Regions from separate parts of the Mus musculus genome. Here all the other regions are linked to region 1. The links are chromatin loops, found by intact Hi-C in ENCODE. Cell type or tissue: heart. All regions are shown on one strand.

Evidence for each region. Hi-C counts contacts between places; a loop is a spot of excess contacts. Peaks named below come from ENCODE experiments on the same cell type or tissue, not always from the same donor. Only the 100,000 strongest peaks of a DNase experiment are listed, where the experiment ranks them.
Region 2: it touches region 1 in a loop (7-fold over the local background); 5 of 42 quality-filtered maps call a loop at or near these places.
Region 3: it touches region 1 in a loop (4-fold over the local background); 5 of 42 quality-filtered maps call a loop at or near these places.
Region 4: it touches region 1 in a loop (10-fold over the local background); 5 of 42 quality-filtered maps call a loop at or near these places.
Region 5: a loop joins it to region 1, with 5 times the contacts of the local background. A loop is called at or near these places in 2 of 42 quality-filtered maps.

What each region holds. Positions count from the first base shown.
Region 1 is chr12:36,915,079-36,920,078 of GRCm38, forward strand. No RefSeq gene overlaps it. Among named protein-coding and RNA genes, the nearest start is that of Gm40394, 35 kb to the left of the region's middle. In heart, no CTCF peak of the experiment used is centred here; a DNase peak (open chromatin) is centred at 2,663.
Region 2 is chr12:36,718,789-36,723,788 of GRCm38, forward strand. No RefSeq gene overlaps it. Among named protein-coding and RNA genes, the nearest start is that of Mir5099, 95 kb to the right of the region's middle. In heart, a CTCF peak has its summit at 2,648; DNase peaks (open chromatin) are centred at 4,133 and 4,683.
Region 3 is chr12:36,711,272-36,716,271 of GRCm38, forward strand. No RefSeq gene overlaps it. Among named protein-coding and RNA genes, the nearest start is that of Mir5099, 100 kb to the right of the region's middle. In heart, a CTCF peak has its summit at 2,883 (motif pointing right); no DNase peak of the experiment used is centred here; H3K4me3 peaks cover 605 bases.
Region 4 is chr12:37,011,953-37,016,952 of GRCm38, forward strand. No RefSeq gene overlaps it. Among named protein-coding and RNA genes, the nearest start is that of Gm29007, 92 kb to the right of the region's middle. In heart, no CTCF peak of the experiment used is centred here; DNase peaks (open chromatin) are centred at 2,659, 3,179, 3,719 and 3,969.
Region 5 is chr12:36,778,038-36,783,037 of GRCm38, forward strand. No RefSeq gene overlaps it. Among named protein-coding and RNA genes, the nearest start is that of Mir5099, 36 kb to the right of the region's middle. In heart, no CTCF peak of the experiment used is centred here; a DNase peak (open chromatin) is centred at 2,924.

The DNA.
Region 1 (5,000 bases):
CATAGTTACTCTTTTATTTTTATAATTTAATCAAAGAAGATCAATGTCTCAGCAAGTCCTAAGACTGATTTTCACCATTATTTATGATCCTAGTTTCCAATCTTCCTCAGTGCAATCTCCATGTACTGTCTGACTTCTAGCAAGCCTTCTGGTACTTAACATAGTACCAGATGTGACACATAATCTGACAACTTTTGTTTGGTTTTTGGGGTAATTAAGAGATAATTTAAGCATCTATCTCAGCAGGCAGTGCAAATTAAAAACTTAATATTAATGCCTTTCCTTCTTCCTGTTTTTATGTTTGAAATGCTTATGCTACTTCTACAAAATGAGCTCTACTATCAAGGAAACAGTTCACTGGCTGCAACAGAGATAGACTAGTGCCTGCTTAGCATGTGTCAGGTCACAAATTCACATATCAGTGGATTCATACACCAAAAAAAAAAAAAAGCATTATTTTGTAAGAGAAGAGAATGCAGTCTAACCATAAAGACTTGGATATTTTAGGCAAATCAATTTTATTCTTTAAAGTATCTCCCAATTTGCATAATGTACCAATATTACTCATTGAACCTAGTAGTTACCAGTTATTAAACAGCGTAACATGTTGTATATCGTGCATGTATGCTATAGAATGTGTTTAATGATTTATCCACTTTCATGTTACTAGATGTACAGTAGTAAATTGCAGACTGTGAAGTGTTAGATTATAAAATGATTGCATAATTTGATGTCGTAACCAGAGCATCATGATAAGGTTTAAAGTAGTTATTTCACTTTAATTGCTGTTATATATAACTGGCTGAACACTTTTTAAATGAAAGAAGGCATGCATGATTGTAACAGTATGTATATACATGAGATCGGGCATTGTCAAAGGAATTTAGGATAACCTGGGGGGATAAAAGAAGACAATAAGAACATTGTATGTTCTTTATTAATTGTATGTTTATAATTCCTTTATAATATAATTCAATGCAACCTATTTCCTGACTTTAGCAGTGTTTCAAACAAGTCAAGTGCTTCACTCAAGGATTTTTAAACACATCGTCTACTCAATGTTCAACCCACATTGCTGAATCGGGTATAATTCTATTTAACTGTTTGCCACAGAATTTGGTTATGATGTGCTCTTTGGCTTCCTTGCCATTACCTCGAAGGAAGCTTCAGTCCTCCTAAAGAAACCTTGAGGTGAATATTGAGGAGCAAGAAATTTCCAAGAAAGGATTTTCTTCTTCCTTGCTTCATCTCCCACTTTTTTTCCCAACCCCCTTTTCAGGAGAGAAAGTGAAAGAGAAGGAAAGGAGTAAACAATGGGTGGTCAATGATCTATGACGTGTCACATGAAGAAAAATAGTCTGTGCAGCTGTGGATGCAATCAGGGAGGCACTCAATAAAGGAACCTAGGACTAGGGACATAGGACAGGAGGGAGGGAAATCAAAAGATAGGGATGAAAAATGAGATAAGAGTTAGCTCACATGCTTTTTCCTGTATAAGACCTTATCCTAGACTTTCTGGTTTTGGTGTTTTGTTTAGTTTTTGCTTTTATGAATGAATGTGTAGCATCAGCAAATATTTCTTTCCCAAAATAACAGATCCCACAAGATCAATTCCCACCTGGCTTTCTACCTTCTTTTCACGTTTTCCCAGTTTCTTCATTATGCCTCTAGAATGCTGGCTTTCATTCCCTAAATCTGCTAAACTTTGTCCCACCTTTGAAATCCAGTCCTTGCTTTTAAAAAAAAAAAACCTGGAACATTCTTAGTGGAATGTTTTAGTTTGTTTACTGTGGTGGAAAACTTTGTATGTCTTGTTTGGTAATGTGTGCATGGCAAGATGCTGAAGAAAAGATATCAATCTGCACTTAAAATCAATGCCATTTACTTTCTTAAAATATAACTCAATAAAGATGGCCAATGAAAAGAAGCATTTATAATTAATTTATTGAACTCAAATGTAAAGTGGTGTTTCATCTTATTGTATTTACATTTAAAAAGTGCTAGGGCTTATTGGTAAAGTTTCCTTTCTTTGGTCTTTGACTTTGTCATATTTTAAACACAATTGAGTAGATATAAATTGAATTTAAGGAAGAAGAGCAGTGAAGAACAAATGGCATGAACCAAGCATGGGAGATAGTCTAAGAATTCAGTAGGGACACACATCACAGACCTCATCTGTGATTCCTCTCCAGGAACACATCCAGACAGCTGCAGTCTATGTAGGGGGTCTTTAAAGTACAGTTGCAAAACTATTTCTTATTATATTATATTTTATTTTAGTACTTGGTTAAAGTGAAACTTTAATGTCAGACCCTAATTCATCACAACGAGTAAAAACTCACAGTGTCTTCCTCTTCTGATTTGGGAGGCACACTGGAGACACATTCAAGAATACTTGTGATGTAAACCTCTTCGAAACTTATTTTTGATACAAATGAAGAATTTAATAAAGAAGGCATTTGCTACTGAAAAGAAATGAAAATGTGGGATATGAAATTACAATTACAGATGATTCCTGGTGTTTTAATCCCCTTGCTCCTTGTTTGCTATGGCCTTGATTAAAAGGAACAGGAAGGATTCCTGTAGTTGTTTGACCCCTCCCATCAGGATTTTAGAATTATGTAAGGATAATAGCATTTCCCCACCCTTTCCCAGAGGAGCTTTTAAGACCAGCATCTGTGAGGTGCATTTCCTAGATAAATGCAAACTGCCCTTTGACTCTCTTCAAGATAAGAAAACACTGACCCTTCCCACCAAGTTATTTATGACATTCACATAATGTGAAACAGTGCTTAGTCCTGACAGAATGCCCAGAAGGACACTCACTGAAGGCCCTTAAGGTCCCTCTCTGCTACTATTTAGGAGAGACCCCACACACAAGTCGACAATGCCCAAGGCTCATTAAAGAGTTTGATGAATTTAATACAATTCAAATTAAACATGCTCTCAGGAGAATATGTTTAGGCAGAAAAACCAGATGGGAGTCCAATGTGAGGCACACAGGGACTAAGAGTGGGATAATCCAGGGGATGTTGGAAACATGATAAAATGTGAGTTATCATCTTGGCAAATTAACATGCAAAATACATTGGTGGAGTAATAGTGAACTTCACATTTTATAATGCAATTTTCCAGATTTTGAATAGAAAAAAAAATGTAGCACTGGATATTGGAAAGGGTCATTTCCTCTTACTATGACACTTGCCAAAGGAAGAGGAACACTGGAGGAGAAAAATGGTACTCACTACTCAAATATTCTTTATCAATAGGAACGGTGAGAATTTATGTGCCACTGAGAAGAGTGGAAAAGCGTAGATCTGGAAGACGGCACAGGCAGCACCATCCTTTGTAGTCTCAGTGTGAGAATAATGATGCAGTGTGCTGCCTGTGCTTGGCCTGCAGACTGGAGGAGGGAGACAGTGCAGGGCAGGGAGAACAAAGAGGGGGCTTGTTATTTTACAAAATAGACACAACCCAGAAAGGAACACATGAACTAGGAAGTTAGTGCAGTTCATTGAATAAATCAGTCACAATGGTCATAAGTCTCCACTTCAGCTGGACTTATCCTTTTGATTTATGCACCGTTTATGAAAAAAAATCCTGGCTGCATTCAGGTACAGAAGAGGCCAAGTGTAGTCTAGTCAAACAAGGGCTGCCAATCCGAGGAAATGGTGGAAGGTTTTTGCTTTCTTATGTTCTCATTTTATAATATTTCATGAAAATATCCTTGAAATACTGCATTGGAGATTTATAAGATTAACATCTTGTTCTGGGCATTTTTGCAAAGCTCAAAAACAACACAAATATTCTCAAGTCAAGGATGAGTAGTCTGAATTTTTAATATGTTCATTGCTAGCGAATTACAAAATAGTAAACATTAGGTTAAGGTCATTGAAATGTTTAAACAGTCATATAAAATAAAATATGTTGAAAACTTAAATAAAAATCATGTTTTCTCTATTCCATATAATATAGAGATTTTCATAACCACAACAGAATGACAGGATAATGACGGTTTAGTTCCTTTTCTGTTTATATCATGATTGAGTCAATAAGAACCTTAGGACATTGTCATTTGTTTTGATTTCAATTCTTAAAAATATGGTGGGATAAAGACATAGAAGCAAGGAACAAGTGCTATGTTCCAGTCCAGCAACTCTATTTTGAATTCTGAAATTTCCCACTAAATCCATGAAAGGTAGATTTAGCAGTTTTGATTTCATGGTATCACAGTGTGTCATGTTTTGGAATTCCAATTTCTCCCATAACCCTTTATTCTTTCTTATAGGCGTTAAGTGGTAAAGGAAATAAGGATCACTTAGAGAGTGATTAGAGCACAGGAAGCCTGGAGTCTTTGACAATGACCTTATTAGAAGCCTTAGGAAAAATGTGTAAAAAAAAAACCACCCTCCACTGGAATTCACTTTGGCAAACTCAGATGGGAAAGGAGAGGTAACCAGTGTCTTGATGGGCAGCATGAGAACACTATTAGAGGGAAGCTGAGAATCGTGGGTCCGTACATTAAAGCAAAGTTGTATCAGGCAAATAAAGAGTATGTTCCATATTTAATTGACAGACAAGATATAAATAAGTCATGAGGGATCCTGAGAAAACCTTTGGCTTGAATGTGTAAGCTGTCATGCTGAGCCCACTTGTGGAAGCAAAGATGAATGGTTTCCAGTGTACAATGTCTATTGGGAGGAAACTGGAAACAAACCTGGGAACATCCGAGTGGTGACTGGTATCCCCATGCCTGTCAGGATGGCAGCGGCTGGAAAGAATGATGGTATCATGGATTCCTAGAAAAATAAAACTTTGGGAGAAATGTGTAACATGAGTTCCAAACAGGGACAGCAGTGCAGGAGTCACTCAATCAGACTTTCAAGAGCTATTGATTAAATCTGCTGAACAATTGTCCCTTTCACATCCATGGCTGCTGTTCTAATGGCTTAAAGAGACTTTTTTTTTTTTTTTTTTTTTTTTTTTTTTTGGTTTTTCAA
Region 2 (5,000 bases), 200 kb before region 1:
GCACTACTGTCGAGGTAATTAGACCAGACTATGCCGTGCATTTTGTAGATGCACACTTTAGCTTAAAACAAATGTGTATGTATGATGTCTTTGGTCTTTTCCATCAAAGGTCAGTTGTGAACCTGTACTGGGATTTTTCTGAGAACCAGATAACACATTGCCAGCCTACATTAGAGCTGAGATAAAAAGTAATACAAGAATGCGTTGATTTTTTTTTTTTTTTTTGCAAGAAACTTTAAAATGCTCATTATATTCCTTTTGGGGCTTGTTGTGGAATGTAGATTTTGCTGGTCTCAATTGAAGATATTTTCAATGACCTTGTAAATATAGTCTCCGTGCTTCAGTACTCTGCTCTGTGAAGAGGATAATTAGTCCACTGCACTGCTCTCAGAACTCTGTTGAAATGTAATGTATGACTTGCACGGTTGCTTCAGAATTCAGTGTCTGCTTTACCAACAACAGAGAACAGCTGCCATTTATTTGGCATTTGAGTATCAAATTTGAAGCTTGTGTAGTTAATGGAAAAATGAAACATCTGTGTTGATATTACGAAAATCATCCTGAAGCAAGAACATCAGGAGAGAGGGCAGCTTCCTGGTATCCAACTTCCAACAGCCTTTATTTATTTATTTATTCAACTTATTTTAATCTATCCATCTATCTAGTTATTTGTTTATCAGTGATCTTGCTGCTCATGATCTGCAAGAATAAATAACTCATATGCAAGGACAGAAAGGGGCTTCACAGAAATGAAAACTTGGAATTAAAGTTTAAAACTTTCAAAACACTTTAACAACATCCGGCAACAACAACAAAAACCCCTGTTCATTATATAAAACAAAACAAAAACCAAAAAAAAAAAAAAAAACCAAACAATGAAACCCAGCTAGTCCTCTACTCTGGGTGAGTGCATTTGCTTAGAAAAGTAGAAAAATGAAATAAGTTGTGTAGTAAGACTACAGAGTGCCTCCACCATGGGGCAAGTGATCCAGGAGTTTGCATATAATATTACTAGTGACAGAGTGTAGCCTTAACATTTTAGACATAGTCTTCAAACATGAAAAATAATAGTCATACAAGTTTTTTAAAATAAAATACTATGAATCATTTAGATTAATAGAAATTTCCCTTTTTGATGAATTTGGAACACAAGTAAAGTAAGTTTAAAATATTAGGTCGAGAGTCTGAATTTCAGAAACTAAAGCAAAGCCTACTGACTGTGTACTGGTATAGCAATGTTTAAGAATATGGTCTCTAAGAAGGATTCTATCTCAAGGCATACATTCTGACTCATCTCCATCCCCTCATCTGTAACGTCAGGGATAAGAACATGATCACATTCACTGAGTTGTAGTTAAGGCTAAATGAGGTAGTTATCTGACCTAAATTGAATGTGTCTTTGCCCCTTTCTCTGTTATGCAATGCCTTTGTTTTACAGGTAATAATTAGAGATGCTCCTTAAAATGATCACAAGAGAGTTATTCACATCAAATACTAAGCCCCATTTGAAACATCGATTTTCACTAAAGTTAAGAATAATTAGTTGCATAGGTAATTTATATTTAGCCTTGTAAGTGAACTTTAGTTGTCTAGACGTCAAAAGAGAAAGTGGAGAAAATATAGCCTTGGGAATTGCTGTGCTTCATTAACAGACATAGGAGCATTACAATTCAATAGTTCAATAGGAAAAAGATGAGCAAGAACAACTTCGTCTGGATGCAATTCCTCATTTTATTTCTTTATGATATATTTTAATTTTACACTAAATTAGTGGAAACTTATACAAGAAAGATTAAACAAATGATCAGACTCACTCTATGACATAAATGATGTTACGATTGATTACTTATGGATTTTGGAGTTTGTGGTAGGCCAAACCCATACTGTAAATCTCTATACTAGACTGGCCATACTTTATATTCTTTGGCATACAGATATGTCAGACTCTCACTCCTAATTATTTAATTTTACATAATTTCTCAATGCTATAAAATCCTGGTGTGTGCATATATGTTTTTGTTCCTCAGAGACCTCAGAGCATGCAGTGCAGGTCATCAGCTACTACCTCCTTCAGATGAGGTTCACTGAAAGTGCTAGCCAAAGCAGAGGTAAAGTCTCTCTGCGTCTCCAGTTATTCAACCCGTCTGTACTCAGCTCTGGTGGAGGCTTGATTATGATGACTGCATTTTGCTTTGCAGACATACACTTGAGTCTTATTGAGATAATTTGCTCCAAAGAAACTCTGGCTACTGCTCAGGTGAAACAGCTTTCTTTCCATAAGGTTTCAGTTTACTGGAGGTGAGATTCAAGAACTGTACTTTAATGGGAGAAGGAGGATTTCTCCAGGGCGACTTGCTAGCATTTCTTTGTTCAGTCCACTTTCTTTCATTTCAAGTTGATTGAGGGACATCAGATAGGATTCTTGTTTCCCTCTGCATGCTTCTTGTCAACTATCTTGCCTTTCACAGCCCAGCTACACTGGGACGTTTACAGCCTTTCATTGGAGCCTGCCAGACCTAGGTGTTATGTAGCATACCTCCAGGGATCATTACCATATGGTATTTTAGGAGAGGACACAGTTCATTTCAATGCAATTCAAATGAGCAGATTTCTTTTCTTTATTACACCATTGCATTTGGCGGCAATCCACCAGGGGCAGAGTCTGACTCTCAAAGGAATGCTCTGCCCACTCTGTCCATTTAACAGGACATTTGGCTCAAAAACCTCGTCGGTTGATCACACATGTGCAACAGATGTGTGAGCATGCGTAGCGAAAATAAAAAATAAAAAATCCCAGCAGTGTGCTGTGGGAAATGTAGCATGGAAAACAGAGACACAAAAGAAGTCTGCTGCTTGAACTTTGATTTTTGTTGTTGGAAGGCAGTGTTTCTTATTAATCTTTTCCTCCTTTCCAAGGAGAGACAGGTATGGGTTTCCATTATTATTTTGTAGTGATTATTCATGTAACACTGGTAAGGAAACTTAGTTCATTTTCACAGACCTTGTTTTATAAAGATATAATTTTAAATATTCAGACCAGACTTTCTCGGGCCCCTCCTTCTCCAGGACCTGAGTATTGGCATACTTCCACTGAAAAAGAAAAAAGAAAGAAAAAAAAAAAAAACCCACCCATTTACAAGGGAGGATATCAGAAATATACATCCTTTCATCCATGCCCCACAGGCTTACACACACACACACACACACACACACACACACACACACACACACAGAGAGAGCACCAGCTGTTTTTCTCATGGAGAATATGGGTTACTTGGGGAAATCTCTCTTCCTGTTTTTATATGGACAACTAAATTGTTGTATAGCCAGTTAATTTTGGTTAGGTCAATAACACAAGGTTAATTATTGGAGCCTTCCCTTTTGCCTTCATAAGATTAATAGGAAACAAGAGAAGTAAATGAAATATCATGAATTATCCTAGAAGTGTTTTTTTTTTTTTTAAATTTGGGAAGTTTTTGATACTTTAAAATTATATTTGAAAATATTTTATTCTTTTTTTGGTATCTTTTCTGTGAGTAAATAGTGGAAGAAGGTTTTGAAAATCTCAATGATGTGAACTTAAATTGATTTATAAAGGATGTTATAGTATGCCAACATTTAGAAAAGCATACCAATTTCTGTTTTATAATGGAGACACTGTTAAAGTTAAAAAGATTGTCTCACCTATGAGGTAACTTCGAAATGATACCTTTCCTCCCTTGATACTCTTCAATTTGTTCAGAATAACTGTTCATGTTTAAAAAAAAAACTATATTATGATCCTACATCCTTTTTATAACTTGGGATTTGAGTCACATATCAAAAGGCAAGGAAACTGATTTTCATCAATGGTCTGGATCCAGCTTCTTGCTGTTATATAACCTCAGAATAAAGCAGCCATATCCCTGCTGATATCGCCACTTCTTTTCCTTGATCTTGCTCAGCGTCAGCCAGAGAAAAAGAAATCCATCTATACATTTATAAGGACAGTTTTTCATTCATGGCCTTGTTACTCTTAGTACGTGCCCCAAAGAAAAATATTCTTCAACAGCCACTCATAAAGAAGCAGAAAATGGCAAAGCCACAGAGAAGGAGACGTATGTGACAACAGTGGCGGTGTCTTCCTGGAGACAGAAAACAAACAGAGCTGTGGAAGAGCTTGCCAATGCATGCCTGCCAAATAAAATATTGTTTTATGAAGTCAGGAAAAAACTAATTTAAAAGGTTATTGTAGGTTATTTGTGGTCACTTCTGGTGTGCATACAGAATGATGTCATCGAGAACTCTTCTCTATTTATATTTCAGTTTTAGAGATCTTTTGTCTACGACTCGATCTCAGCTACTAGACCCATCTAAAATTCAATACTCATAAAAATCTACACTGAGGAATAAAAATGAAAGGAGATGGAAAATAGTCCCAGCCATGTCCAGGCAAGAAATCATTCAGGCAGATTCATCTTCTAAAATACCTACACTTGTAGATGTCTTCTCAATCTCAGAACATATTTGCTGGAAAATTTCTCAAATAACCAGAGGAGAGCTTCTCTAAAAATGTAGAGGTAGGTGGGATCCTTGCCAGAGACATCACATCAAGGACAGACCAGTGAAGGAATGAAAGACTCCTGGTGTCATGCAGTGTCTCTCTCCTCTCCTAAGAGGACCCTACTGAGTCCCCCAGGGACGGCTCACTCTGCCATAGCTTGTTAGCACCGGATTCTCTTCATCCATGAGTCATTGAAATAGCTTTTTTTTTTTTTCTCAGTGGAGTTTTATGAAGGGCAGTGTGGCTGGAAACCCCTCCTGCTCATGTTAATCTTTAGTGAATTAAGAAATGTCAAAATATCATTGTATGAAAATAGCCGGGAATCTGGTAAATGTTAGCAACTAGGAAGAAGGGAGATTAAGAGAAACCCGAGACCAAAACAACAAAGCATGCTGGATATTAGAAATAGCATACATAGAAATAACATATGAGAATATATGTTTATAGTTAAAAGGTG
Region 3 (5,000 bases), 200 kb before region 1:
TCTAGAGAGAGACAGAAAAGGGGGTGTATTCAGATGGGAGTGGAGGTGAGCAGGATCTACAAGGAATAAAAGGAGGAAAAACTGTAATCATAATATATTATGTGAAGAAAAAAATTATTTTCAATAAAAAGGGAAAAAGAACTGTTCCCTCACACACTCAAAGTGTGTGTGTATGTGTGTATGTTTGTATGCACATATGTATATGAGTGTGTATATTTGTGCAAATGCATATGAGATGGAAAGAAGGGGGAGGGAGGGAGGGAGGGAGGGAGGGAGAGAGGTAGAGAGAGAGAGAGAGAGAGAGAGAGAGAGAGAGAGAGAGAAGGAGAGATGGAAAATTTTCACACAAGCATACATTTTTATCAGCAGCATTGCCAGGGTATATATTGGAATTTATTCACGACATAACTTCAAGCTTATACCCTATCAAAGACAGCTACTGGTAAACAGCCTTCTGCTATCTGATTTTGTGAGTTCAACAGTTTCTAGACTCCATATTTAAGTGAGGACATGAAGTTTTTGTTTTCCTATGTTTGGGTTATTACACTTAGTACAATGTCTTCCAGGTTTATCCATGTTGTTTAATGGTGTAATCTCCTTTTTAAGGCTGAATACTATGTCTTTCTGCATGCATGTCTTTATAATGCACAGAGACATAGTATTGTCACATAGGTCCAGCTTTGGTTCTGTGGGATAACCCAGTTGTAACCTGGATTCTTACTGCAGTGTATTCTTTAGCTCTTCCTCAATATGCATGATGGCTAGATCTGATCATTTTCCCATCGTAGAATTTAGTCAGGGCTGCTAGCCCTTGGGACCTAGCCGAAAGGGACAAAAGAAATCAGGAAGGAGGCTGCCACTAGGTAATTCGGTAAATTCTTTGTTTCTGCATCACCTGGTTTGTGTTGTTATGGCACAAATGGTAGAAAAGTCAGAGTGGGATAAGAGAAAACAGAAGGAGGGGGAGGGGAAAGGGAAGACGAGAGTGGAGGAAGAAAAGAGGGAGGAAGGAAGGAAAGAAGGAAGGAAGGAAGAAAGGAAGGAAAGAAGGAAGAAAAGAAGGAAGGAAGGAAGGAAGGAAGGAAGGAAGGAAGGAAGGAAGGAAGGAAGGAAGGAAAGATGGATGTTGGGAACTAAAAAGGGGGCCCTAAGGAAGGAACAAAGGAACTTGTTTCTTGCTGAGGAGTCTGGAAAGTCCAAAATCAATGGACAAAAACTACCAGGGAACTTCTCTTTCATCCCTTGGGTAAGAACAGTATAAAAAGAGGGCTAGGGGGTAAACTTATTTTCAGCCTTTGTGCAATGCAGAGGAACCCATCCATAAGAGGAAAGCCTTCTTGACCCCAGCATCTTAGGCCCTACTCCCAAAGCTTACATTGAAGATTAAGTTTTCAACACATAATTTTTTGGGTGCACTGCTTAAGTGTAGTTTACCATATGGACTACTTTTAGTTGGAAAGATAAATTTTAGCATCTGGCGAATGACACTTTAATGTGACCAAACATGCTACATTGTGCGCTTATTTTTGCTTCAACTTTCAGAAGATGTTCTGTCAATTCTTTGAGATTATTTTAGCTTCACCCAGGTTCCACTGCCACTCTTCATGGGCCCACAAAAGCACATTGCACTAATCTCCTGTATAGTAGAAATTATGTAAGCTTGTACAAATTGAAAAAAATTAGTTTTCAAAACTCAAATAAAATAACATCTGAGCATATTTATCTGCCTAAATTGTGAGCTACTGGGCACAGTATTCAGATTTATATTTATGATCAATGTCACTGTATAATTGCAAAGAATAACTACTTTATACTTGTAATTTCATGGATTATTAATAATATCTTCTAAGCGTTTTACCCCACTGAAACAATACATTTTGAAATTGCATGCTACTCATGTATGTTTGATTCATCTGTTTGTTGTTCCTATAGCAACCGACTTCCTACACCTAGTGGAAGGGTGGATATGCTGTTGAAGGAATTATGGTCTGACAAGGTTCTTCAAGGGCTCCAAGAAGTATGAGCACAGTGGGAATTTTCATTTTGTTCAGACAAAATTTCTTAGCCCTAGTTATTTCTAGTTTGGAACTAGCTTCCTTGATATTGCAAAACAGGTAAGACATGAGCAGATGGACTGGGAAGTCCCTGCATCCGGAGCAGGCAGGTCCACTCTGACTTCTCACCTGCAGTCTGCACCAGCCAGCCAGGCAGCTGTAGAATCATCCATTTAAAAACACTGGAGGAGATTCAAAGTGTGGATCAGAGACTGAAGGAAAGGCCATCCAGAGACTGCCCCACCTGGGGATCCATTTCATATATAGTCACCAAACCCAGACACTATTGTGGATGCCAACAAGTGCTTGCTGACAGGAGCCTGATATAGTTGTCTACTGAGAGGCTCTGCCAGTGCTTGACAAATACAGAGGTGGATGCTCTCAACCAACAATGGACTGAGCACAGGGTCCCCCATGGAGGAGCTAGAGAAAGGAACCAAGGAGCTGAGGGGTTTGCAGCCCCATAGAAGAAACAACAATATGAACCAACCATTATACCCAGAGCTCTCAGGGACTAGAGAGCTAGTACAATCAAAGAGTACACTTGGAGGAACAGACCCATGGCTCCAGCTGCCTATGTAGCAGAGGACAGCCTTGTTGGACATCAATGGGAGGAGAGGCCCTTGGTTCTGAAAAGGCTCGATGCCCCTAGTGTAGGGGAATGCCAGGGCAGAGAAACAGGAATGGGTGGGTTGGTGAGCAGGGGCAGCGGGGACGAGATGGGGGTTTTCGGAGGGGAAACGAGAAAAGGGGAAAACATTTAAAATGTAAATAGAGAAAATATCTTATAAAAAAATAAAAATAAAAAATAAGATAAAACTGCCCACTAGAGGGAGCCGAGCACCATAAATCTTGGTGTGTTCCCCGGCTGCTTCCAGGAGGGGGGAAAGCAAGCCACAAGTGCACATCCCAGACCTTATTTAACATTTTCTCCGATGTTTTCTCGTCCAAATCTCATCGATTACTCCTATAAGCAAACAAAGACCAGCGCAGCATATAACATTACTACATCCACATTTTAATACGTGAAACGTTCAGGAAGTAAAACTGCTCTGGAGAAATGGGATCCAGACGAATTATTTGAACTTAACAGGGCAAAACACCCTGGACAGCATGGGCTTCCCCAAACTTCCCGTGGTCTCGTCCTCTGTTTTATTTGCCCTGGATGTAACTGTTGTATGTATCTGCTGTTGTGTGTATCTGCTACATTTTGTTACATTTTGCCCAGGCATTTAAGGTAAAGGACTCCACTAGGCAGATGTCTGGACCATGCTGAAATAAAGCCAAAGGTTGAACGTTCAAAACTAAAATTGTCTGCTTACTTACATAGAAAAATGAAAATGGGCGTTTGTTTTCAATGGCAAAAATTTCAGTTGCAGGATGACGGGCCTACGTTTGAACTGTTTTTCATGTTCCCGTTACCATTTTATATATTCTTCCCTGCTTCCAGAAATCACTTCTTTTAAAATGTTCAAATCCTGCAAAAAATGCTCAAATTTTGTTTTGTATTGAGTTTTTAGGTTCGACTATTTGAAGAAAAATGAAAAAATAATGTATGTAATCCAGCTTGAAATGTTAAAACACAACATTTGAAAATATAAATAAAAATATTGAAAATTGAGATATTAGCTCCTTATATAGTAAAATATTAAGTTTTGAGTGACACTAATTCTTAAATTTTAACTAATTCTTATTTTGGAAAAGGGTAATTATTGTGAATTGTGATTATCTCAAACTTAATTTCAATAATGAAAGCATTTTTTTAAAAAATCTTTTAACTATTTTAAAGCATTTGAAAGTTTTCTTCCCAGTTTCCCTGAGTAATTATCTATAGCTATAAACAACTTTTGCCTTGCGCTCTCGAATTTCACTCAAATTGTCTCTTTTATTTATTTGTCACTTTCTTCTGCTACACAGTCAGAAAGACACACAGATATACCACAAACCATGAATCTTCGAGGCAGCTTTCTTGAGGTGACATTCATGCTTAATAGGTGATTTGGGCGTATGGCTAATTCTGGGATTTCCCTTTTCCCCCTCTCTCACCTCTACCTCCCTTTCTCTGTATGATATTCAGCTTCACCCATGAGCAAAACTGTATCTCCCACTTGCCTCAAAGATCAGATTATCCATTTTTGTTTTTTATTTTATTTGAACTTGGGAAAATTTAATGTGGAGCTAATACAAACTGGCTGTAAACAGCTGCCACACGTAATGATACTGGACAAAAATGAAAATATCAGTCATTTCCCTTCTACCCTTTGGCTGTGTGATCCTTTTACGCAGTTTGGATCTTTAGGGACACTCTCCAGCATGTACCATTCTATACATATGAAAGTTATTATGTTTGTGCATTTCTTCGGTGTTTCTTAACAAAAGTGGAATCATGTGAAAAATAGATTTGCCGTTCCACTGGCAATACGTTTTAAAGATGCCTTTCCACCAGTGCCCAGAATTATCTCACTGGTTATAGCTGTGTGAACCCCATATTCATTAGCTCCCTTCTCTCATTCTGGGAATTTCAATCACTTCCAGCATTTGTTTATTAAACAGTTCTTTCAGTGCAGACGTGTAAGTAAATATCTTTGGAATCTGATGCATTTCCTACATTTTCATGAATAAAATCCTGTAGATACTGAAGTCACGCCTAGCTTGCTCTTCACTTTTGACTTATGGCTTGCCTGTTTCTACAAAGGTTTTCAGGGGTCTGTATTTTCTGCTGCTCTGGGCTTCTGAAAGATGTTTGTTTGGTTTTTTTTTTTTTGTTGTTGTTGTTGATTTGTTTTGTTTTTTAAAATCCATCAAACATGTTGGTTGCCAAAAATAAGATTTCAAAACATAAAATGCTATTTATCTGGAAGCGTATTCACCAGAAAGTGAAAGACCACCATCGAACTGGACAGCTCAAGTAGAAAACTCTTTCCCGTAGGACTGGAAGAGTAGCAA
Region 4 (5,000 bases), 97 kb after region 1:
GATGCTATGAATGGAGGACAATGGATCATTAAATATAGAAGAAATTCAAATCATAAGTTATGTCAGAAGTTGCCCTCAATGACAACTGTTATCTTGAGTATGAATTCCTACACAAATAATGAGATGAGTGAAGCAGTAAGTATGAAATGAAATATGGTAAAATGCAGAACTCTTGTGAGAATGACAGACACATGCCTCTGGAGAGACAAGAGCGCTGTATGAAATAACACAGATTTTTCAGGCATCTTATTCATAGTAGACTCGAATAAAAGAACCAATATGTACCAAGGAAGTAGAATTGCATGTTTTACTTCATTTGTTTATTTTTTATATTTTTGGAGACAGTCTTAGAGATAGCATTGTACTCAAGGCTTAGCCCAGACTGGCTTTGAACTCATGACCACGTTCTTGCTGCAGCAGGAGATTAATCAGCATGCGCGACTATGCCCAGCTACAGTTTGAGGGAGATGAAGTTGCTTTGTGTGTTCCACTTCTCAATACTGAGGCACACATAAAAAAGCAAGGGCTACAGGAGCAAAACTTTAGATTCACAGCACGTGGCCCCATTGTTTCTTTGGTGGTGGTGAGGCACAGCATTTTGGCAGAAAGGGAGTGAGAAACAAAAGTTTCTTTTCATTGTGGTGGAAAACACAGAGCCAGTGAGAGGGAGGGGCCAGGTCAAAACATCATTCAAAGATGTCTGAGATCTGCTGCCTCCAACAAACTCTTATCTGTCACATTTCCTTACCTTCTAACAGTCGGCTCAGATTCCAAGTTGATCAATGAATTGCTCCATTGATGAAGGCAAACCTTCTATGATTCAGTCCATTTCCCCATTTCTGAGCACTGTTTGCAGTGGGGACCTTCAATACATGAGCATTTAGTAGAAAAGCACCTTCTATCAAAACCTGCCTCTGTTATTGCTAGACTTTATATAATAATTTAAGTAAAGATCAATGTAAGAAACATAAAATTTTATTATCACATGTGAAATAGAAGGCTATCCTCAGAATAACTTTAGGAAAATTCGGGGGAAATTATTAGGAACACAATAAACAGAATGTATTAAACATGATTACAGGAAGAATCCCATACATATTTTTACTCAAAATTAAACTATGTAAATTAGAATCTATCAGAAATTTCTTATTGACATTTCAAGTCTCTCGATGTTTGTGCTCTTAGGTTCCAGAATTTTTGATGCCCTTTTAACTGCTTCTAGCTCTTTGTTTAACTTTCAATTGTATACAGATTTCATTTCCTGACTTTATTTGCCTATCTGTATGTCACGTTTTATTTCTCATTGAAGGTTCTTTTTTTTTTTTTTTTTAGATTACTTTGAATTCTTCTTCAGGAAGTTTGTATGTCCCCATTTATTTAGGTTAAACTTTTTGAAATTCATTTGTTCTATTTGTGGTGTTGTCTTTGCCTGATTTAAGATCCCTGTGACCTTGCAGTGGTGCTCCTGAACTTCCAGTACACACATCTCCCTTTGTATATTTTTGGCAGGGAAAGCTCAGCACACCTAAGCCTACCCAGAAGTTGCTGCTGGATTCCTTAGATGGCTATTCTGATGCCATGTCAGAGAATGTGTGGGATAGAACTTGATGTCACAGAGGAGAACACGCTGACTCTGCATGGAAGACCAGATCTGGGTCCACACGGATGAGCTTAAATCTTCACTGGGTGATCTTGGTGCTGGAGCCTGAAGGCTAATCCGGATCCTTAGATGGCTATTCTGATGCTATTCGGTGCATCTTCTCTCACAGAGGTTAGACTACGCAGTCTTTTGCTGTATATGTGTCGGGGACCTCATATCAGCTGGTGTATGCTGCCTGGTTGGTGGTTCAGTGTCTGAGAGATCTCTCGGGGGTCCAGGTTAATTGAGATTGCAGGTCTTCCCATGGGGCCGCTCTCCTCCTCAGTTTCTTTAACCATTTCCCCAATTCAAACACAGAGGTCCCCAGTTTCTGTCCATTGGTTGCATGCTAGTATCTGACACATCTAATTTAAAGTGAAAAAGACCTAGATTTGATCCAACAACATTTTATATATTCAAGATATATAAGCTTTACTATAATAGGAAATTCAGCTGTTGACTTTCTTGTGATCTTGTTAGAGATCTATATATTGATAGGATTTTGAAACCTAACAGTTAAGTGTTATAAAAAAGAGGAGAATGAGAAAGGTCTAGCAAACTTCTAACATTTAACATTCAATTGGGCAGATCTATTACTTGTTCCCAGTTGCTCTAATGAAGGGAACAGTACCATGGGTTAGCAAAACACACATATTTAAATAACTAAGTAATATTTTTTTTGATATCTGGAATCTTGTGATAAAATGACAAGATTGTACCTCTTCAGGTCTTTCAGTGAATGCGCATCGACGGAGTGTTACTCTCAAGTTAGCTTCATAGCTGAAATAATTTCTGACATGTGCAAACTGAGATTAGCTCTGCCTTCTCCCCCAATTTGAACATAATAATTAGAAAGGCACATGTACTAGCTTCCAGTTTATACAAGTTCATTTAGTGAAATCCCTTGAGCTCCTCCAATGAGAAAACAAGTTTTTGAGTTAATATCCTTCAATTGTTAAAAACTTGCGTCACTGCGAGAGCACAGTGAGGCGTGAAGGTCCCAGCACACTGGCAGCTGATTGTAAGGGGATGTGATTGTTCCACATTTAGACTGGAAAGGGTTAGGAACTCCACTTCCCAAAGTGCTTAATGAATGAAAGGAAAATTGGACCCCTGAGCCAGAGTCAATGACCTAAGAGAGTGAAAATGTTCACAGGTTAACAAGGGCTGTGGTTCCTTGCCGTGATTCTCAGCAGAGGAGGATGGCAAAGGGGCCAATCATATTCTGCCACTATATCCAAAAACCCATTTTCTGCCTAAAGACAATGCCTTAGTGGAGTACTGGAAGCCCCTGGTACTGATGGTCTTAAACTCCATGGCTGCTCCCTTGTGCTACTGATTCATTGATTTAAATGTATACTCTGCTTTAATAGTCCAATCTGATTTTTTTTTTTTTTACTTTTTAGTTTTCTTTTATTCTTTAATCCTTTTTTACAGTCCAGACATCATCCCTCTCCCAGTCTGCGCGCCCCCTGCGACTGCTCCCCATCCCATACCTCCTCCCCTGTCTCCAAGAGATTGGCACCAACCCAATCCCACCCACCACACCTCCCTACTCCTTGGGGTCTCAAGTCTCTTGAGGGTTCGGTGCATCTTCTCTCACAGAGGTTAGACTACGCAGTCTTTTGCTGTATATGTGTCGGGGACCTCATATCAGCTGGTGTATGCTGCCTGGTTGGTGGTTCAGTGTCTGTGAGATCTCTCGGGGGTCCAGGTTAATTGAGATTGCAGGTCTTCCCATGAGGCCACTCTCCTCCTTAGCTTCTTTAACCATTTCCCCAATTCAAACACAGAGGTCCCCAGTTTCTGTCCATTGGTTGGATGCTAGTATCTGACACATATAATTTAAAATGAAAAAAAATAGATTATTATTCAATAACATTTTACATATTCAAGATATATAAGCTTTACTACAATAGGAAATTCAGCAGCTGACTTTCTTGCGATCTTGTTAGAGATGCATGAAGTGCAAGTGGTTATGGCTAGTTTCTCCCCCACTTCAACCTTTTTTTTTTTAAGTATGTGTTTCACTTGAATTGGAGGGAGTTTACATAGCCAACTCTGGCCACCACCCTGATGCCTGATGATGTTTACAGATATAAAATGTCCGATTGGCTGTTATGAGTCATTCTTAGTGAGGAATCTTATCTTAGCACCTGTTTTATCTTTAACATCCTTTTCAACTTCTTGTAGAAGGAAAACAATAGCCAAGAAGGAAAAAAAAATTGGGACCACTCCAGTTTTGAAACACCTGCCTTAGAGATAAAGACTGTAATTTTAGGCACTTGTAATGCCTTTGCTTTGGACTGGAATTTGTTCTTTCTGCATGCTGTGAGCATCTGCTCTCTTTCTCAAGCACGTGCTTGGCCAGGGTCTGACTTCAGTCTAGTGAATTATAAGATCATCTCTGTTACCATGGAAAACTCTGTGGATCAGAAAGTCTCTGAAGATCTGGCTTCACAGTAAATGCCTTTTATGAGTTCAAGAAACATGACACCATTAGCAGTAGGGAATCAGTCACTAATCCTTCATGACATAATTCCAGTGTGATGCTGATAATCTCTGACTTACAGAGACTATTCCAGGTTTACACGGCCACTGTGAACCAAAAAATTCATTTTATTTTTATTTTATGTCTTTAATTACAGGCAGGAACTACGCAGCTGGGAGCCAGAAGCACTAGGTTTGCTTGAACTACTAAGTAAATTCAGTTAACTGAATGAAAAATATTTATTCCACCTCATTTTATTTTTCTCTTGAGATGGAGACATATCCCACATTGATTCTTGCAATGAAGTCATTCGAAGTGTGTAGATTTGTTTTAATAATATGTTAATTCACTACCCAACCATCAATAGTTCCTGAGTATTCATGTAATTCTTGTTATTATGCTGATTAATTATATTGGGTTTATTTTAATTACCTTAAATACTCCAAGATGAGATAGCCTACTCTGGGACAGCCAGCACCAGGAATTATCTAGAAGAATAATTATCTAGAAAAGTACTTGTCTAAAATTTACCACAGTCAGAGATTTCACAGAAACAATGAACTTACTTTGATGGTTCTTAAAAAACAAATCACTTTGGAAAAAGGTAAATTAAAAAAAAAAAATTAAGAATCCCTAGTAGGCTCACTGTGTGCTCTGGAAAAAGGTAAATAAAAAAAAATATTTAAGAATTCCTGACAGGTTCGTTGTGTTCTTTGTTCTGTAGCACAGCAGTGATATTGTTTGATGAGAATGAGTGACAGACAGAGAGACAAAAATGTTCCTATACTATCAGGATGTGGCCTTTAGCAATCAGTTGTAAGGTTACTTGGTTCAGTAGACTTGGTAGATTAATGTAGGGAGTGTGGCAGA
Region 5 (5,000 bases), 140 kb before region 1:
GCCTCCCACTGCTTCCATGAGGGTGCTCTCTAGTATTTCCCTACACTAGGGCATTAAGCCTTCATAGGTCCAAGGGTCTGTCCTCCTACTGATGCCAGACAAGGCCATCCTCCTCTACATATGCTGCTGGAGCCATGGGTCCCTCCATCTGTGCTCTTTGGTTGGTGGTTTAGTCCCTGGGAGCTCTAGGGGTTCTAGTTGGTTGATATTGTTGTTCTTCCTACGGGATTGCAAACCCCTTCAACTCCTTCAGTTCCTTCACTAACTCCTCCAGTGGGAACCCTATGCTCAGTCCAGTGGTTGACTCCTAGCATCTGTCTCTGTATTTATCAGGCTCTGGCAGAGCCTCTCAGAAGACAGCTATATCAGGATCCTGTCAGCAAGCACATCTTGACATCTGCAATAGTGTCTGGGTTTGGTGTCTGTATATGGGATAGATCCTGGGGGGGGGGGGGGGGAGGTGGTCTCTGCATGGCCTCCCCAGGTATGTAGCAATGGGGGATGGGAAATTGTAGGTAGCTACCAGCAAGTCTCACATTGTAGGCAGCTGGCACTGGTCTCCAGCACACCTTCTCTGTAAACAACACCACTGAGCAGGCGCTAGCCCGACTCCCAAGCGGGTGCATGCTAATGAAGTGTCGACAGACCAAGCAATCCCAGGAGGACACATAGCCCTCCCAGTGCTGGGGTGATATAAGCAGTCCTCCCTGGGTTCCCGGGGTTCCCCGTAGCATCAAGGTGGTCCTGCAATAAAGCTGTTGAGAAGAATCCTACCGTGTTACATTTTCCTTGCTGGACGAGGTGGGCGTGACACCAGATGTCAGGAAAGCAAGAAGTTCTGAGGACCCAAGGAGGATGACATTAGCTGAAATGACCAACAAAGGGGAGGGAGAACCTGTAGATACCATATCAAAAGGTTAGACAAGGCCCATGGTTGCAGGATGGGGCCAACCATTCAGGTCCAAATTTTTAACTCAGAATTGCTCTTGACTGAAGAAAATATGGAGCTCAGAATCTTAAGTACCTAGTAAAAACTTGGCTTGATCAATAGCCACTCACTCCTACCAGAAGATCCACTGAATTATGTAACATTTGGTACAACAAACTTCTGATTCTAAAATATACATGTGCAGCTTATATCTCATGCCTCATATCTAGGTGGATATATCTACCTACGTGTCAAGTCATCTCTACATTTATTGGGTATTACAAATAAACTGTCCACAAGAGAAAGCTAAGTTCCATCCCATAAAATATTCTTTATCTCCTTATTGAATGGAATACTTTGATATTTACTTTGCCAGTGGTGACCAGTGCCTTAGAATAATCATTGGCGCAAGTTTTTCCTCATACTCCCTACCAGTTTTTCAACAAATTCTTCTGTCTCTACTTTTACAATTCATCAAATAAAATGAAGCGAAAATAAAAACAAATCCAGTTTTTCCATACCATATCAGAACCCTTTTCTTTATTGAGACATTTAACAATTTGCTAACACGATATTCTCTTTCTACATTCATATACTGTGGTGCATAGTCATCATGGTAACCATAGCAGTTTGTCATCATTCTAACAGACAAATGAGATACCACCTCCCTTGTCTATTTCCTGAACAAGTCTCTACACCGTTCATGTGCCCAACCCAAAGTCCTTATCATGGCCTAGAAGTTGTTATGTAATTTGACTTCTTGATATATCTATGAAATCACCTCTTTCTACCTCAAACTATTCACATTTCTTAAAATAAAGAAATACATAAAATAATAATAATTAAAAAAAAAAGACCTTTCGAAGTCTCCCACTTCAGAGACTTTATTACTCTGTCTCAGGAGGGAAGTTTTCCTCTCAAGGTCTCCATTGCCTGCACTTAACATTCGTAATTTCTCTTCTAATTTTCCCTTTATTTTCTTTTCCAAATAAGATATTCCCAGTCAATTCACTTAAAAGTAAAAACACTGCCATCACTTGGTTTTGCTTCTTTCTTTCTTTCTTTCTTTCTTTCTTTCTTTCTTTCTTTCTTTCTTTCTTTCTTTTTTTCCTTCTTTCTTTGTTACTGTTTTTGGTTTGTTAGTTTGTTTCCATAGGTCCAACTTCCCAGAGGCAGGGGAAGGCTTGTATCCACAGTGAATACTTCATGAACATTTTAAAATTATTAGACTGTACAGTGTTTTGCTTGCAGAAAGTAATTGTTTGCTTTTCCCTGCTAATCGGCAATGCAAAGCTCCAAATTATATTTAACACCAAAATAAGGAACACAGATTTTTTTTTCCATTTCATGAATTTTTCAAAGTTAACAAGAATTGAAAGTGGTTGTATATCAGAAACAGGTGTGTTTCATCTGTGTAGTAAAACCCTGGGTTTCAAAGAATGGAAAATTTTGGTTGGCCATAGCAAAAGGAACTATTGAATGAATAACAGAGACATGGCTCTATTATTCTATATTCTGTGCCACATGATAGGAAAATAGGAAAATGCTCATTGAAATGCTGTTAGGGTACCTTTGATCACATTTAATTAACTGAAATGTAAAATACACATTTACTTAATGTCTTCTGTCCCAACCACAATTGGGATTTTTTTTCCAAGTATAAGAGCCAGAAAATGATAAGGTGTACCGGCCTCGTACTCCGAAACCCCAGGAAGAATTTTATACTCCTTAAATAAAACAATATAAACGATAATTGACTTTTTTTTTTTTTTTTTACTAAAAAGAAATTTAAGAACCTTTCGTTCTGTGGAAATTGTTCTGTGATGCTTTGGTTTTATTCATTGTTTTCATCTTCTTTTTACTATCACTACTCTGAAGCATTTTAGAGATTTAAATAGAACAAGAAATCCTAGGAAAACTGAAGAGCAATCATACATAACACATTTCCTTTGGATTTTCGTAATTCTTATCACACATGTGTTTTCTGGCACCACGCGCGTGCATCACAATAACTTCCCTGGGACAAACATTGTTTTTCTTATCCTGGTCTCATACTCCCGTACACCATCTTCTTCCTCAGGAACAATGGTAGAGTTAAAATAGACAGCTTTTACACTGAAAAAGTCAGTGAACTGCAGTCACTGAAACCCAATGTCAGTTCTCGGGGTCTGTTTATTTTAGAATTCAGAGAGAGAGAGAGAGAGAGACACTGTCATCTTCATGTGGCACAGTGTCTTTCTGCAAAGAGCTGTAGATACGGTTTTCAGCACCTCTAGTACAAGGAGAAAGATGATTTATTTAAAAAGTACACTGTTCATTTTTTCTTTTAAAGCAGGGGATTGGCAAAGATGCCCCGGGTCTTTGAGCTAGTCACTTTTGTCTCTGTTGCCTAACCTAGCCAGCCTCCCTGAGATGTATATGAAAAAGAAGCTCTGATCTGCCAACCTCTGTGATGAATGATTTGGGAATGGTCCAAGTAGTAAGAAAGGGATTTAGTCTGGTTTTCTTGACTGTAGCCCCATTTATTTATGAGAAGCTTGTGAGAAGATTTGCAGGGGAAGAGAAAAAAAACCCACTCATAATGTGGCTTTTCATTCAGAATTGTATTTAGGAATAACCATGGCCACCACTGCATTGGTGTTGGTGGTGAAATGGTGAGGATTGCTGTTTCCCATGTGGCAAAAACAAACAAACAAACAAGCAAACAAACAAACAAACACAGTGAATCTCAAATGTCTGTGGTCTCATGGGTTCTGTTTAAATTCCTATTATTACCCTTTGCTTAGGGGCATTATCATTAAGTTTCATGTATCTTCTATTCTGTTTTTTCCGTTTGTGGTAGTGTGTAACTGTTGTTAACGCATACAGTTTCTGTTATCCTTAGAAGGACCTTCAGGAGTATATGTTGAATATTTGCCCATTTGATAAGTGATGGAATGAAGGCTTCCTCTTGACAATTTTTCTTGATAAAATGAGGAAAAGAGATCCCAAACTCAAACTTAGATATACTTGACTCCAGACTTAAAGTTAGTTGCTATGTCTCCCTGTGCCCTACATATGGGGTAGAAATTGAGTGCTATTTATTCCTAAATATAGGGTAGGTAGATATGCAGCCATTCATATTCTAAACTATAATGTACTTCCTGGTCAATATCATTCACTTTAAAACCATTTCTACCTCCTTCATTTGAAGTAAAAGTCATCTAGGTAGGAAGTCATTCTCTTCTGTATTAAGTAGCTTTGATGACGACTTAACCATGATATCAAACAGAATTTCAAGTTATTAAAATGCTCTATGAATTATTTAATTCTCTATGAAGAGTGGCAGTGACATTCCTTGCCTCGTTAGTTTTTAGCTTTTAAACTTTTAGTTCTCAGGAGCAATACTGTGAAGGTTCATCAGTTTTGTGCCAACATTGTATTACCTCACTTAGCATATATTCAGGAACCTTTGAATGTCCCTACAGCGAATACTCACATACATAGCACTTGAAGTCTCTTATTTTCTTTTAAAATCTATTAATCTAGCACCCTGACGAGTGAGTGATTTTATTTTTGTAAAGTTAATCACAGATATTAGTATTCTTTATATCAAAAAAATCATCAAGTACAGTTAAAAATGTATTGACATTTTGGCTGGATAAGTTTTATAAAGGTGAAATGTGCAAATCTTGTATGTCAACTGATGGTTATTTTACATTATTTTATATACAAGCATAAGGAAGTAAAAGCTCCCTCACAGTACTGAAAACCACTATGTCAAATTTAGCACAATTCTCAGTTCCTATCCCTTTGCCTACCAAAGAGAGACAAACCCACTCTCAAGTTTTACATCATAGGTTAGGTTTGTCCATTTTAGGCTCAAAGAACATACAAACACTGTGATAGTCCTTTGCTGGCTTACGGGGGGCTTCTTTCAGCATAAGGTTTTTGAGGGACCTCTTTGTAGGGTGGTGATTTGTCTCTTTGTACTTCTTGGTAGAGCTCTATTGTGGGAACTTATCACAGTCTGTCCATTTTACTGTTGATGAAAATTTGGGCTGAATTGGTTTATTCCTTGAACAATGAAATT